Linked DNA regions of Homo sapiens: region 2 is linked to region 1. A link is a loop called in an ENCODE intact Hi-C map of the cell type or tissue named here. Cell type or tissue: OCI-LY7. All regions are shown on one strand.

The links. Hi-C counts contacts between places; a loop is a spot of excess contacts. Peaks named below come from ENCODE experiments on the same cell type or tissue, not always from the same donor. Only the 100,000 strongest peaks of a DNase experiment are listed, where the experiment ranks them.
Region 2: a loop joins it to region 1, with 5 times the contacts of the local background. A loop is called at or near these places in 1 of 110 quality-filtered maps.

What each region holds. Positions count from the first base shown.
Region 1 is chr13:62,206,380-62,214,379 of GRCh38, reverse strand. It overlaps LINC01075 (long intergenic non-protein coding RNA 1075), which reads right to left and starts at 2,098. Exons shown (of 4, transcript NR_125787.1): 1 at 1,751-2,098. RefSeq lists a silencer at 1,790-2,084 and an enhancer at 4,572-4,671. In OCI-LY7, a CTCF peak has its summit at 1,904 (motif pointing left); DNase peaks (open chromatin) are centred at 4,569 and 6,809; H3K4me3 peaks cover 1,920 bases; H3K27ac peaks cover 4,200 bases.
Region 2 is chr13:62,640,568-62,648,567 of GRCh38, reverse strand. No RefSeq gene overlaps it. Among named protein-coding and RNA genes, the nearest start is that of LINC00448, 150 kb to the left of the region's middle. RefSeq lists an enhancer at 4,587-5,786. In OCI-LY7, no CTCF peak of the experiment used is centred here; a DNase peak (open chromatin) is centred at 4,247; H3K4me3 peaks cover 1,806 bases; H3K27ac peaks cover 3,127 bases.

The DNA of each region.
Region 1 (8,000 bases):
ACCTCTAACCTTCCCTTTGTTCTTTGGACCCACCAAAGACAACCCGATCCAGGTGTGTGTCCCAAGTTGCAATTCTTTCTTCTTAAATAAAATGTTTAACTTCAGAGATTTGTCTCTGTATATTTTATTTTACTTCACCATACGTTATGATACAAAAGAAATTATAACATATGAGTATAAAGTGAATTTTGATTGTTTACATCCCTTATTGGTATGAATAGCAAAAACATAAGTTGCTGTCTCATTACAATTTGAGACCCTTAATTCTACATATAGAATAAAGACTTTGGTGGTTCATTGAGTAAAACATTCATAGGTGTTTTATATGTATATGAGAATATACTTGGGAACTTTTCTTGTTGCTTCAAAATTTTACTAGAACTTCAAAACGGAGGATAAAGCACACTACTGCGATCAGGTTTTAAGTAATGGTGCTAAACAAAATTTGGTGAGTCAAAAAATGTAAAAGATTGCCATTGCCATTCCTCTATTAGCTCTATCACACATCTACTGTTCAAATAAGGGTAGATTAGATTTCTGAGGAGATTCTTTAAGGAAATTATAGATGCAAAGAGATCTGGCATTTTATTAGGAAAAGACTGGATATTTCTGCCCATTCTTTTCCCCAATCTAAGGTGGGCATTCCTGGGAAGCCTCCCATAGACATTGGGGTTGTCATATAAGAGGACATTTTATCTCACACTCTTCCCATATATGTGCAACACTGTTGATACCTATATACACATTCATTGGGTGAGGAGGCAAGATCTGGTATTTATTTCTCAAATGGGAAAGTCTGAAGACAGTAGGTGACTCGATGATAACAAGGCACTATGAGAGGGGAGCCATTAGCCAAGCTGCGTTTTTACTATTTACTAACGTCGAGGGTACATTTTATTTTATTGAGGAAAAGACGGACAGAGGAAGATGAGGAAACTGAAGTTGTGATGAAAGAAATCTACCTAAGTTGGCAGCCAGCTAGAGTGAGGAAATTTCTACCAAAAGAAGCTATGATTGAAGTCCTAGAAGCAGGAATTGAGCAAAGGGTTTAAGAGACTGTATCTCCTATCACATCAGCCAAGTAAAAGGAAAATTGCACTTTTACTTATGCCCCTTCTGTCTTCTTTAAACCTGGAGTAACCACAAATGTCCACTGTGGGGGAGAGAGAGAACAAAATTTGAAAGAATCCACATTTCTGCAACTCCCCACATCCACCTCTGCAACTGCTAGTCTCTAGGCCACTGGTCAGGCCTCTACTGAGAGAATGAAAGGAAACTCAAAGTGAACATGAGTTTTAAGTTTTGATGTAGTCTGTTCTTAAATAAGTCTATTCTAACTTGGGAGGCCAAGGCAGGTGGATCACTTGGGGCCAGGAGTTTGAGACCAGCCTGGCCAACATGGTGAAACCTCATCTCTACTGCAAATACAAAAATCAGTGAGGTGTGGTGGCAGATGTCTGTAATCCCAGGTACTCCGGAAGCTGAGGCAAGAGAATCACTTGAACCCGGGAAGTGGAGGTTGCAGTGAGCTAAGATCACACCAACTTATTCCAGCCTGGGGGACAGAGCGAGACACAGGAAAGGGAAGGGAAGGGAACGGAAGGGAAGAGGAGAGGAGGGGAGGGGAGGGGAGGGGAAGGGAAGGGAAAAAGAAAGGAAAAATAAAGAAAAGAAAGAATCTATTCTGATAGCTATATGTTAATAAGAACCTTTAAGATTTGCTTGAGATGGGCTGGGCACGGTGGCTTACCACTGTAATCCCAGTGAGAGGTGACAATGTGTTAGCAGCCCTGGCTCCCTCTCAGTGCCTCCTTGGCCTCAGCGTCCTCTCTGGCCCTGCTCAAATAGCTCTTCTGCCCGCCACAGCGCTGTGGGGCCCCTCTCTGGGGCCGGCCGAGGCCGGAACCAGCTCCCTCTGCTGGCTGTGAGGTGTGGACAGGGAGGCACGGGCGCTCCTGGGCCGGCGAGGGTTCCTGGTGGGCACGGACTTGCCAAGCCCCTGGCGGTGGGACTGCCCTGGCTAGGTGCAAAGTCCAGGGGCAAATGCCAATGGGAGGTGAAGCTGGCTGGACTTCTGGGAGGGGTGGAGTGGGGACTTGCATAACTTTTGTGTCTAGTTAAAGGATTGTAAATGCACCAATCAGCAGTCTGTGTCTAGCTAAATGTTTGTAAATGCACCAATCAGCTCTCTGTCAAAACGGACCAATCTGCTCTCTCCAAAATGGACCAATCAGCTCTCTGTAAAATGGACCAATCAGCAGGATGTGGGTGGGGCCAGATAAGGGAATAAAAGCAGGCCACCGGAGCCAGGAGCCGCAACCAATTCAGGTCTGCCTTGGGGGTGTTCAGTGTTTTTTATTTTGCTCATCACAGTGAATTTTAAGACTGCTCAGTGTTTGGGTCTGCACTGCGTTTATGAGCTATAACACTTACTGCAAAGGTCTGCAGTTTTACTGCTGAAGCCAGTGAGACCAGGAACCCACCTTAAGGAAGAAACTCCAGACCCATCTGAACATCTGAAAGAACAAATTCTGGACACACCATCTTTAAGAACTGTAATCCTAACTGCAAAGGTGCGTGGCTTCATTCTTGAAGTCAGTGAAACCAAGAACCCACCAATTCCGGACACACCAGCACATTGGGAGACCGAGGCAGGCAGAACACCTGAGATCGGGAGTTTTGAGACCAACCTGATCAACATGGAGAAACCCCGTCTCTACTAAAAATACAAAATTAGCTGAGTGTGGTGGCACATGCCTGTAATCCAGCTACTCTGGAGGCTGATGGAGGAGAATCGCTTGAACCTAGGAGGCAGAGGTGGCAGTGAGCCGAGATCGTGCCATTGCACTCCAGCCTGGGAAATGAGAGAAACTCCGTCTCAAAAAAATAAATAAATTGATTGTGATGTCATGAAGGTGCAAAGACAGTTAAAGATTACTGATATTGTTACAACACTGTGTTGATTGTAGTAGTGGGAGAAAATACTGTTTTCTGATTAGTTTATCAGATATAGCTCATTATATATGTGGTGAGAGGTATGAGTGTCTTCATTTTCAAATCATAAAAAACTGTAGGGGGTTTACCAAGACTTAAAACTTGTTTGTTAAGTCTTTAAAGCCTTTGCTATATTTTACTAGGCATTCTATGGTTCCTTTAAGAATTTTATAGCTCATCATTTTAATTTTATTTAGTTTTTACCATATCAAGTGCAAGCTCAGATAAGTTTTCCAGATCTTTCATTAGTGTCAAGTCGTGTTAGCTAAAATGCACTTCAAAGTAGTTTCTAACGTTTATATATACTTTTCAGCAAGGCCAGACTTCTGACTACCCCATGATATACCTTCCGTATTCCTGTTTTTAAGTTTGCCTGGGCTGGTTCTTTCTTTAATAGCAATTTGTCACTTCTTGTCTGCCTATTTTGAAGGTATACAATTTTAAGATTCAGCTCAAGCTGGGTTTCCCAATACAAAAGAGCTTAACATGACTTGTTCTTTTCCACGTAATGTAGCTATAGTATTAACAAGCTAGGCTTTGAAAGAAAAGTAAAAGAAAATTTTAAACATTGTTGAAACATGACCACACCATTACACTCATTTGAAACAATTTATTTACCAGTGAGACATAAATTGTTTTTGTTGATTGCTATTTTGTAGTATAAGTTTGGATTGGCTAAGTATTGCAAGAAAGAGAAAGCTGATCTGGGAAAGACATCAAAATAAAGAGGAGTTGTATGCTTTAAATATAAAAATATAAAGCATTAACTATATTAGAATATATTTTACAAGTTCTTAACAATCATAGAATTCTAGAAATGGAAATTGGAAGATAAATATATTATTAGTGGTTAGAGGAAAATGAAAAATCTGCCTAATTTCCAGATGGCAGTTTTAATTTTATTTCCCTGTATCTATAAAATAAAGGTATTATTAGATTACACACGTATTTATATGTACATAGCTGTACTATAGTGACATAAATATATTTATAATATATATTACTATCACTTAGGTATAATGATTAATGACTACTAATTAAGAACTGATCCGTGTAGATCATTTACATGAAAAACAAAGAAATATATGCTAAAATTACATCATGAGAAAAAATGTCCCAATGTCAATGAATACATTTTATTTCTTAATTTAATGATGCAATATTATCAGTAAAAGAATATTCAAGGTAGCAAATAACTTGGATGTGAATTTGATTTCCATAAAAATTTTACTTAGGCTTCTAAATTTACTCCTCAACTTTACACAACCCATGCTCTGAATCTACCATGTTGTTTCCTTGATTTTCTTTGTATTTTAGGAGACATATAGAAACTCCTAAGAATATAGTAAAAGTACAAAGAGAAGATAGAGAGAGATCCCCAAAGAAATTAACAGCCCCCTAATTGCTAATTAAAAGCTCTTTGCTTTCTCTCCACATGGCCAGTACAGCTGCTTCACATCCTATCACTGAAAAGAAACACATAAATTCAAAGACGATATTGAGAGCAGCACCTGGTTCTGAGTGCACCTGTCGTGATGAGAGTATATTTCATACTGTCTGTAAATTAACATTTCCTAGGGCCCCAAAAGATGATTTTTTTCCCTCATTCAACTTCTTCCGTTGTCCCCAGTGTAAAGAATCAGTAGTTTCGCTTCCATTTTCGATACTAAATATATCATATCGTTATTTGCTTCACTGGTGCAGACACCTGCCTCCTGCTGTAAACGCCGTGTTCCAGCTCTAAAAGATTTCCCCAGGGCTTCCCATTCAAGTATTGGCTTGTAACTATGGCTTAATATCGTGTCAAAATCTCTTAAGGAAGATACAGCCTGTCACGTCATTTAAAGATTGAACCTTCATCTACTGAGATTCTGAAAATGTCCTTTGAGTGTTTGAAGCATGAGCAGACAAATAAAAGGCTAACAAGTCATTTGTAAAGATAATAGCTAACAGCAAGCATTCTCCTTTCCCTACCCCCTTTCCATTAAATGTTGATAAAGAAAAAAGAGAGCAGACTGCAGGGCCCTAGTTTTCGTTATTTGTAAACAGGTCAGAGGAAGCTTAAAACTCAAGTGTTTTAGACATGGAAAAAAAATATCTCCAACATCCTGCAAGGATTCAAGCATCACTGAAACGTGAATGAGATGTCAGTTTTCTGAAGGAAATAATTTTACAGACTCAGGATAGAGATGTGGTTGCTAAAATGCTTTTAATGATTTTTTAAATTCACTATATTATAGAAAATAAACTGGGTCTGTTTTTACCTCATGGTGGTTTTAATGCTTGGCTTGAAGAGTAGTAGAAAAAGCTTTACAAGTTGGGAAGAAGATCAGGAACCCCCTGTGGAATTTGGTAAGTGGAATAGTCAGTTCTACATTTTTGAATTACCATAATTCATACAAATCTCATAGGTGGCAAATAAATAACTTTAATCTTTGTCATTTAGGAGAATCAAACTTCTCAATATACAGATAATCCTTGAGTTAAGATGAGATTATATACAATAAAGCCATTATAGATAAAATATATTGTAAATAAAAAATGCATTTAATACCCCAACAAACCCATTCTAAAGCTTAGAGGGAAAGAGAGCCATCAGGTCAGGTTTGTATTTCTCAAATTCACAGTCATTGCCACCTTTGCTGCAGAAGTGGTCTGGCCTGAGTTTGAAATCCCGTCCTCCTGAAAATCAGAATGAGATGTTCCTAAAGAGCATTAACAGCATTTTTCAAAGAGAAATAAGCAGGGCAACATAAAATAATGTCTCGAATAGAACATGGCAAAACCCACACTAAAGCTGAAAATAACAAAGAAACCATTTTTGAGAACAGTGTTGATGTCCTACAGGTAGTATCCCCAGCCTTACTTCTTCCCTTCTATATCTTGAACTAAGATTACTGAAATACTAAACTCCTAAACTGCCCTTCTTTTGGAACAACATCAAGTGTATTAGGTTGGAGCAAAAGTAATTGCAATTTTTGCAATTAAAAAGCTGCAAAAAATTATTTTTGGGTACAAAAATAAAATGGACTTTGCTTCTCTGATCCTTGATTGGAATCACTCGCCACAAGTCCAAACTCTGTGAGAATACCTCCCCACTCAGCCTTTCTGAAATATACCATGGTTGCTCTAGTGTGCATTCTTCTTTGCTGCATTAAGCTATTCTGTTTGAATACAAGTACGCTCCTGGTAGATCTGGCATGTTGGTGTTTATTAGTGAGAATTTCATTATGACTTGATTGATATCCTTGCTGACGCAGACTAGGACTCAGTTACAGAATGAGATTCATTGAGTCTACTTGCTCAAGACCACCGTGCTTAAAATGGTGAGGCAATTCTTGCACTGAATCTGAACTCTGAATACTTTCTTGAGTCCTTTGGTATTAGTGCTATTTTATTTGTCATAAGAATAAAATCTTTAAGGAATTTTTGGTTATATTGTCAAATTTGTGCTTATTTTTTTTAATGACAATTTTGTTACTGAAATTCTAGGGCTTTAGTCTATGTCCTGTTAGCTTGCCACACAGAAAGCCAATCACTGAGACAATGAGTATTGCCAGGGATGGAGGCTTTATTCAGGTGATGTAGCCCAGGAGATGGGCAATTAGTTTCAACTCCATCTCCTCAACTGACTAAAATCAGAGGTTTATATAGCAAGAAAGAAATATAACCATGTGTGGGAAAACAGGAATAAGGGAGGGGTAAGGAAGAGAGCTGGTCAATAGGAAGTAGGTGGTTGGTTATACAGACATGTGAATGAGGGATCTGGTATTCATTGTCCACATGTGGTGATTTGGTAAGTTTCAGTTCCTTTACACTATCCTGATGGTTTGTTTTCCGAGAAAGGAACTCAGGTAAGACAGATGTAACTTTTTCAAGTTTTAAGACTGGGAAGGTCAACTTCGATGTTTATTCAAAAGAAACCACAAACATCAATTCTATGGGACAACTGGGACAGTTTCAGTTTGACAAAGCATGAATTTGTTCCCAGTCTTTCTGTTTGTCTAGTTATTATCTGAACAATTGTCTGTATATAAGGGTAGGTTTATAAAGAGTAGAATATATATATATATATACATATATATATATATATATACATATATATATATATATATATGGGTTGTATGAGCCTGTATTCTAAGCCAGTACCAAACCCTAATGTGTTCAGAAGTTCTATCACAGCTGCTTCCTTTGCTTTGTTTTTCAAAATTTAATAGGAATTTCTTCAGTTTTGGATCTGTGAAATTTGCTTTGAGATCAATCTCCTGGCCACACATTTGCTGGCTAAGGGACTGCTATCTGACCCAAAATAAGCCCATTGGGTAGTATTGCTTTGGCTCGTCCACTAATAAGCTTGTGCTACCTCTGGAAGAATGCTGGGTTCTTTTATTATTGTTGCTGTTATTATTATTATTGTTGTATTTATCTTTTTAAATGGCCTAACACTGACTTGACCATTTCAAATTGCAGTGGTTACTTAGAAAATTTTTGACACCTAGAAGATTGTTCATTTGAGAGTTACCTTAGAACAACAACAATAAAAAGAATCATTCACAGGGAAATCCTGTGTCTTATCTATGTAAAAGAGGGGTTAATTTGTTTAGCATAAGAGACATCCTTTCTTTCTTTCCACATTTGAGCATTGATAAGAATGACTATTTTAATCATATACTCTTAAAAGAATTTGGTTCTTGATTAAATTTTCTGTATATGCTGAATTATTGAATATATATAAACATAAATTTTCCTTCCTAATTGATAAGGAAATTCATAATTAACCTCCTATAATAGTAAGTCCATATATAGTAATATTTGTGTTTGAGTATGTGGCTTCTTCTAATTTCTTCCATCTCCTTTTCCCCAATTTTTTTCTTCTTGTCTCTCACACTTTCCTAGGAAACTTTAACTAATAAAAATAAAATTCCACCCACTATATTATTTCAGAATCATACATTTTAATGTGCTAGGGCTATCTCAATATTGACTCATTGTGAAATTTGTTCAGA
Region 2 (8,000 bases), 430 kb before region 1:
CTAATTTATAACTAAGCAAGTAAAAAAGCTTCTTAGATTTTATAGTCAGTCGTCTAAAATTAGTTTAATAATGTCTCTCTACACTAAAAGACTATAAGTCTCTCTAATAATACTTCTTCATTCTTTATTAACGTAACCATCAGAATGAAAAAAATGTGTCATAAAGTCCCTTTTATAAAATAAGGAAGCTGGACAAAAAGTTATCAGTAGCAGCAGTTAAAATGATATGATTCTATAATTAAATATGAAATATTAAGTTAAGTGTTCATCACAAATTTATTTTTAGTGATGATGTTAAGAATACTGAACTTTTAAACATTAGGTAACATAATGGCTATTGAAGACCATGATTATATTTAGTTCAATTTATAACAGATACACAGTTCCTAATATATTTCTGTTTATAATAAAAAAAACTTATGTCCATATTATGTAACTTTGCATTATAACTGAAATTCACAAGGAGAGTATGTTTCCTAAACTGTGCTGATTTGTGAAAGCATATACACACAACTTACTTGCTTCTGTGTGTTTCTAAAAATATTTCAGATAATATAAATAATAAGCTGGAGACCTAGGAAAACCAGTGATGTGGTTCAGTACACGTCCAGAGGCTGAGAACTATGGGAAGCAATGGTGTGTCTCACTCCAAGGGTACAAGACCTAAGTTTCACTCAGGTAGTCAGACAGCAGAATTGAATTATTCCTTCTTCTGCCTTTTGTTCTATTTAGCCCTTCATTGGATTGAATAGACGCCCATGCAAATTGAGGAGGAGAATCTGCTCTACTGAGTATATTATTACCTCTCCAAATGCTAATCTAATCTAAAAACACATTCACAGATACATCTAGAAATAATATTTAGCCAAATAGCTGCACATCCTGGGATCCAGTCAAGTTAATGTATATAACTATCACAAGTCAAATCTTTGACTTGGCACCCATATGCATTTTCTTACACTATACTTATTTTCTAAATAAAGGCAATAAGATTATAAATTTGTCTGACTTGATAGAACTGTCCTGTGTACAATCAAAAATACACAAACCCCTCCTCAAAAGAGGTAAAGTCCTTGAGTGTTGTTTTCTCTTTGCCCATTTTCTGTAATTTAAATAATATGATACAAAAGTATCAATATTTATATGTTATGATATAAAGTTAATATTCTTATGTGACATGATAGGGTAATAAGAAAGGAAACAAATCAAATATACACACACAAATGTATTCATAACAAACTATGACAATTACAATTCTCAATTTTGTAACTGGTCACATGATCATAGCTGGTATTTATTATTACCTTTTACCTCTAAGCACCCTGTTTTGCCTTTGCCTTCAGGCAGCACCTCAGCTTCTCATGGTTCTTTACCTAGTAGAATAACCTAAAACCTTATTCCTGAAGGGTCTGGACCATTAGTAGTCCTGCCTGGACTAGGTCACTGTAATTTTCCATTGACCTTAATCACAGGGCATGGAAATACTAAAAGACATTCTAAAAGATTTTTTATATACCAGGCATACTGTTCCTTTTCTTCATAGTGGAGTAGTGTCCAATTGGCCCTTAAAATTAGCATTAATCAGCAGTGATTTTAGCCATGTTGGCCTTAGTAAGTAGAAAGCCATTTTGCAAAGCTCATGCATAATCACCACCCTTACCACCATGGACACTTTTTTAAAGAGTCCACTGTATGATGACAAGGATGTCTGGGGAAAAAGGTCAACTAGTTTCAGCAGAATAGGTTACCCTATCCACTTCATTATTTAAATCTTCCTCTACTGAAGTCACTCTTTGGTAAGTATTCACATGGGACAAATATCTTCAAAGTCTTTGCCCATTTGGAGAGGTCTATCCATATACCTCTTCTTCAAAATTTCTTACCATCACTCTTCCAATTATCTTCCTTCCAAGTTCCTGGATATTGAGGCAAAATATTGGACACAGGCAAAGAATTGGTCTATAATCACGTCTGGTCATTTTTCCTTCCAAATGAAGTGCACATCCAGGTGCTCTGCTTAAAGTTTTACCCACTGACAGGATTTTTCTTCACTACTGTCCTTCAAGGATGTCCCAGAAAGGGGCTATAGTGCTGCAGCTGTGCACTTTCAGATGGTTGCTGTATATTATGCAGGATTGTCTATAAACAAGACCTGACTCTTCTTCTTCCATTAAGTCAATGTAGAAAAATCTCCATGAGCCCATAATTGCAGACTGGGAGAGAAAACGTACTATAGCAGGAGTGGGGACCATGGGCATTTGGGTCACTTCACGCAACTTACTTATACTTTCACGATCTGATCAGGCTTGAGCATGTATATACCACCTTCATTTGATGATAGAATACTGTTGTATAAGCTCAACTTTATGGTTTAGTGGGTCAGATATCTCTCAGTTCATGATAAGCATCTCAGGTCTCATGGTAACTTAGTGGCCCATATTAAGCATTCAGTCTCTACTAAAACATGGTAGCAGGTCAAGGGCTGTGTCTTAAAAGATGGCAGAGCTTTGCTCCAAATCTGAAGCATTTGTGATGTGATTCATCAATAGGAGCCAGCCAAAGTCTCCAAACAGCATTCTTTTCTGCTGCTGACATTTAATGCACTATTGGATAAGGTGCAAGAGGCAGAGCCACTTGCACAGCAGCCTGAATCTGTTGCCGAGTCTTCTTCTGTCTGGATCCTATTAAAAAGTAATATCTTTTTAAGTCACTTAGTAAATGGGCTGGAGTAACATACCCAGTTGAGAAATATGTTGCCTCCAAAATCCAAAGAGGCTCACTACATGTTGTGCCTTTGTCTTGGCTTTAGAAGGAGCCAGGTGCAACAACTAATTATTCACATTAAAATAAATATCTCAACATGCCCCACACCACTGGATCCCTAGAAATTTCACCAAGATGGAAGGCCCCTGAGCTTTTTCTGGATTTATTTCTTTTATTCTGGCATGTAAATGAATTACCAATATGTCTAGAGTAGGTGCTACGTTTTGCTGTCTAGGTCTGATCATCATAATGTCATCAATGTAATAGATTAGTGTGATATCTTGTGGAAAGGAAAGGTAATCAAGAATCCTGTGAACTAAATTATGACTCAGGTCTGGAGAGTTGATATCCCCATGAGGTAGAACAGTGAAGATGTATTACTGGCCTTGCCAGCTGAAACAAAACTCATTTTGGTAGGCCTTATCAAAAGGCATGGAGAAAAGGGCATTTTCTAGATTAATACAGGTAACAAGGGATATATTAATTTGCCCAGGCAATGAAACCACATCTGATAGTGCAGTTGTAATTGGGGTCACCACCTGGTTAAGCTTACAATAATCCACTGTCATTCTCCAACATCCATCTGTTTTCCAAACAGGCCAAATAGTTGATTTGAATGATGTTGTGGTGGAAATCATCACCCCTGCCCCCTTCAAATCCTTAATGGTGGCAGTGATCTCTGCAAGTCCTCCAGGAATGCAGTATTGCTTTTGTTTTACTATTTTTCTAGGTAGAGACCATTCTAATGGCCTCCAGTTGCTTTTCCCACCATAATAGCCCTCATTCTACAGGTAAGAGAGAGAGTCACTGTAGAGATTCTGTCTACTGCTGAGTACATCTATGCCAATTATTCATTCTAGAACTGGGGAAATAACCACAGAATGGGTTCTGGACTGACTAGGTCCACTGAGAGATAGACTCTAGTTAAATCTCCATTAATCACCTGATTTTCATCAAGCCCATTCTATGACTAGTGGGTCACAATGATGATTTTTTGTTTCCTGGAATTAGTGTCAATTCAGAGCCAGTGTCCAGTAGTCCCAGAAATGTTTAATTATTTCAATTTTTCCAATTCACAGTTACTGTGATGAGACTATTGGTCCTTTTGGAGATGACTGGGAGAGAGATTAACAGTTTAAATTTTCAGCAGTGTTCCATGGTCCTTCCTCAAAGGACCCAGGTTTCTTTTAATTCAAGGGTTTCTGGATCTATAAACTGGCTCATGTCTGGAAATTAATGGAGAGAACATGACTCTCTGTTTTTATGATTCAGGTTAGACTTCTGTTTACTTGCTTAGGCTTTTCTGCTTGCACAGATCAAGTAAGAATTTAGTAGGCTTCCTATCTATTTAACTTCTAGGAATAGCATGATTAACTAGTCAATGCCATGTGTCTGTGTCAATCAGTTGCTGCTTTAGCTCTGCTGTTAATTATGGTAACTGCACCTACCCTGCTTTTGGCAGTTAAGTGCAACAACTTGCCAGTTCCGCCACCTGGCCCCTGCTGCCCCAGGACACAATTACCTACTTTGCATTTAGATTTTCCAATTGAGTGCCTGCAGTTCTCACTGAAAGACCTGGCCTATAGAGCAGAGTGATCACAGAGCTCTTCAAAAATGCTGGGGCTCTTGTCACAAATTTCTCAGTGTTGGTGACAGGAATGACTTCTGGACTCTCCCATGTGGGTGAGTGGGTCTTAAATGACAAATCTACTCTAACATTCCATTTCTTTAAGCCTTTGAATCTCTTTCTCCATTAAATGAAAGCAGATGCAGCATTTCCGGTTTGCTCACTGTGGGCTACCTTTCCATCACAGTTTCACCCAACTACTCACACAAACTCTGAGTGCACTTTCTACCTCCCCAAGCTGCAAAATTAAATGCAGAATGTTTGCTTAGTGAGCCCATATCAATAAATTTGGCCTGAACCAACTTTATGTTTTCTTTTATGATTATCCCACACTCTCAGTATTCATTTCCACACATGTTCCTCAGATATTTTGTATCTTACCCTTAGGAGCCTGCTGAGACTTGAGTATAGAAGCAAAGAGAGGTGCTGGGGTGGTACTAAAATTTGAATTGAAATCTGAGGTTCTGCAGATAAATAGAAAATAAAGCAACAAGGGAAATTGACTTATACAATTATGGAGGCTGAAAAGTAAAATTATCTGCTGTCTACCAGCTGGAGACCCAGGAAATCTGGTGGTATAGTTCAATCTGAGTCTGATGTCCTAAGGACCAGGGTAGACACTGTTTTAAGTAAGTCATCAGTGTTATAAATAAAGTTTTGGTGCTGCAGAAGAAACAGTACTCAAACATAAAATTTTCAATTCTCAGCAAGGCAAAGTACTTCTATAGAAGGGTATGCCCTCAAGATGGAGCAATGGTGAGCACACACCTGGACAAGGGAGGGAAAGGTGTTCTTATTCCTGATGCATGTGGTCCCTACTGCTGTGTGGTTCTCCTATTGGCTAGGGTTAGACGGCACAGGCTAAACTAATTCCGATTGACTAAAGAGAGTGACAGGGTGAGTGGTTTGGCAGGAAAAATGGTTATGAATTGAGTCAGGGTGGAGAATGAATCGGAATGAGTCAGGGTTGAGTAGGTAATTGGAATGAGTCAGGGTGAAGAATGAGTCAGGGTGGAGCAGGTAATAACAATGAGTCAGAGTGGAGAATGAGTCAGGGTGGAGCAGGTAATCGCAATGAGTCAAGGCAGAGAATGAGTCAGGGTGGAGCAGGTAATCAGAATGAGTCAAGGTGAAGAATAAGTCAGGATGGAGAATGAGTCAGGGTGGAGTAGGCAATTGGAAATGTTGCCTTACGAGAAAGTTAAGTTTAAAAGTAGAAGGCATAGAATTGAATATAGTGACATATTAATTCTTTGAAGAAAAATTTAGAATTTATATTTAACAATCAGTCAGAAGACTGATATCCTAGCTCAGCAATCAGGCGTAACAGATGCATTCTCCTCTACTCTGCCTTTTTTCTATTCAAACCCTCAACAGATTAGATCAGGACAACCCACATTGGAGAGAACAATCTACTGTTTTTAGTTCACCTATTCAGATACTAATGAGATCAGAAAACATCTTCAGAAACATATGCAGCAATGTTTAATCTGTGCACCCTGTGATCTACTTAAATTGACACATAAATTTAACCATCACAATAATCCTATTGATGCCGTTTATTTTTGTGTATGTATATGACGTACTATCTCAGGTCATTTGCTTTCAGCCTAAAGAAATTTCTTTCATATCTCTCATGTTGGTCTGCTAGAAACAAGTTATCTCAGTTTTTGTGTATCTACAAAGTCTTGCTAATTTTTGAAAAATAGTTTCCATGGATACACGATTCTTGGTTGATAGTCATTGTCTTTAAGTATTTTGATTATCCCACTGCCTTCTGGCCTCCGTTGTTTCTGCTGAGAAATTAGATGCTAATTTTATTAGGATTTTTTTGTTATGAGTTATTTTTCTATTGCTGCTTTCAAGATTTTCTTCCTTGTATTTGACTTTTAGTATTTTTAATTTGATGTGCCTGTTTGTGGATCTCTTTGTGTTTATCCTACTTGGAGTTTGTTGAGCTTCTGGAATGTGTGAATTAGTGCCCTTCAATAAATTTGGGAATATTTTTGCCATTGTTTTTTAAAGATATTTTTTTTGTTTCTATTTTCTCTCCTTTCCTTCTGGTACTGTTATTACATGTGAATTGGTGTGCTTGATGATTTCCCACACTTCTCTGAGGCTCTGTTTATTTTTTAGATTCTTTGTGCTATTTGTCAGCTTGCATAATCTCAATGAATTTATCTTCAAGTTTGCTAATTGTTTCTACTGTCAGGTCAAATCTATTTTCCCAAACTCTTTCAAATGAAGTCAGTACCCTTGGAAATGGAAAAGAAATTATCTTTTGTAAGCCCTGCTTATCCCCTCAGTGAGAAAAAAAATCACTGAGAGACGGCACTGGAACTGGATTGAAAATGGCCTACACTTCTCTGAGTGTCCCCCTGTTCTAGAAACTGAGTACTCAGTCATGTGGATGTGTGAAGGCAGCATCCCAAGGTCCTCTTGGCTTATTTCTAATGGCATGGAATAGCCACTGCATTAGCAGGGGCAAGGTCAAGGAGGACCCCACTATTCTATGCATGCCATGCCCTAGGCAGAGCCTCTAGTACATAGGTGGAAGATGGACAGCAGGTGGAAATTCTCACCTCTCAACTGTACCAACCTTGGGCTTAGGCTTATGTTTGGATATCTAAGGCAGGATTTGAAATGCCAAGTCCTGATTATTTAAAACAGAAAGCACTCCAACTGAAAAATGGGTATAGAAGGAGCCCTGTTCTTGTTTGAAGCAATCTAGAATGCAGTCTTCACCTCACTGAGCTGGGAGTGGGGAAGAAAGAAGTGGTCTTGTTCAAATGCCACAGACTATCATCTTTCTTATTAAATATTTCTAGATTTTCTTGAAGAAATGTTTCTTGATTTGCTGTTTATCCTTAGGGCCATTTCTAGAAGCTTAAATGTATCTATGTTTGTATGTATACGTATGCCTGTATGTGTGTATATGCATACCTGTTTGTATATATGTACATGTATGTGTACATGTATATGTGTGTATGTGTATATGTATACATAAACTTTTGCTTTTACTCTGTAGTAGAACAGCAGAGCTTGCACACTTCGTGTTAGAGAGGTTTATTAACTAAATCCATTTTTAACATGATAGCCAGATTGTTCCTTCTTAACAATAACTTAAATATATTACATTTATTTCTCCACTTAAAACCTTCTATGGGATTCCGCAATAATATTCTTTACCCCTTGTGATATTCAACCTCCAAAGTGGTCACAACGATCTCCAGCCAGTTGAATTCACACCCTTTTGTGGTCTCTACACATTTTCCAAGAGTCTTTTTATGTGACCAATAGTATTTGACAGAAGTGAGCATCTATGTTATTAGGATACTCCATTAGCCTATAGAGACAGACATGCAGTGAGGAACTAACAGTAGATGTGAAACTGAGGCCTTCCAAAGCCATGTTAATAAGCTTGAAAAAAGATTCATTCTCATGTGAGCCTTCACATAAGACTGCATTCCTGCCTGACTAGTTTTGACTGCAGTAACATTGAAAGCTAGAGTCAAAATCACACAGGTAAACTGCTACTAGATTCCTGACACAGAACATAAGAGACAAGATATATTTGCCCATGAGGACAAAAATTTTTTTTCATTATATA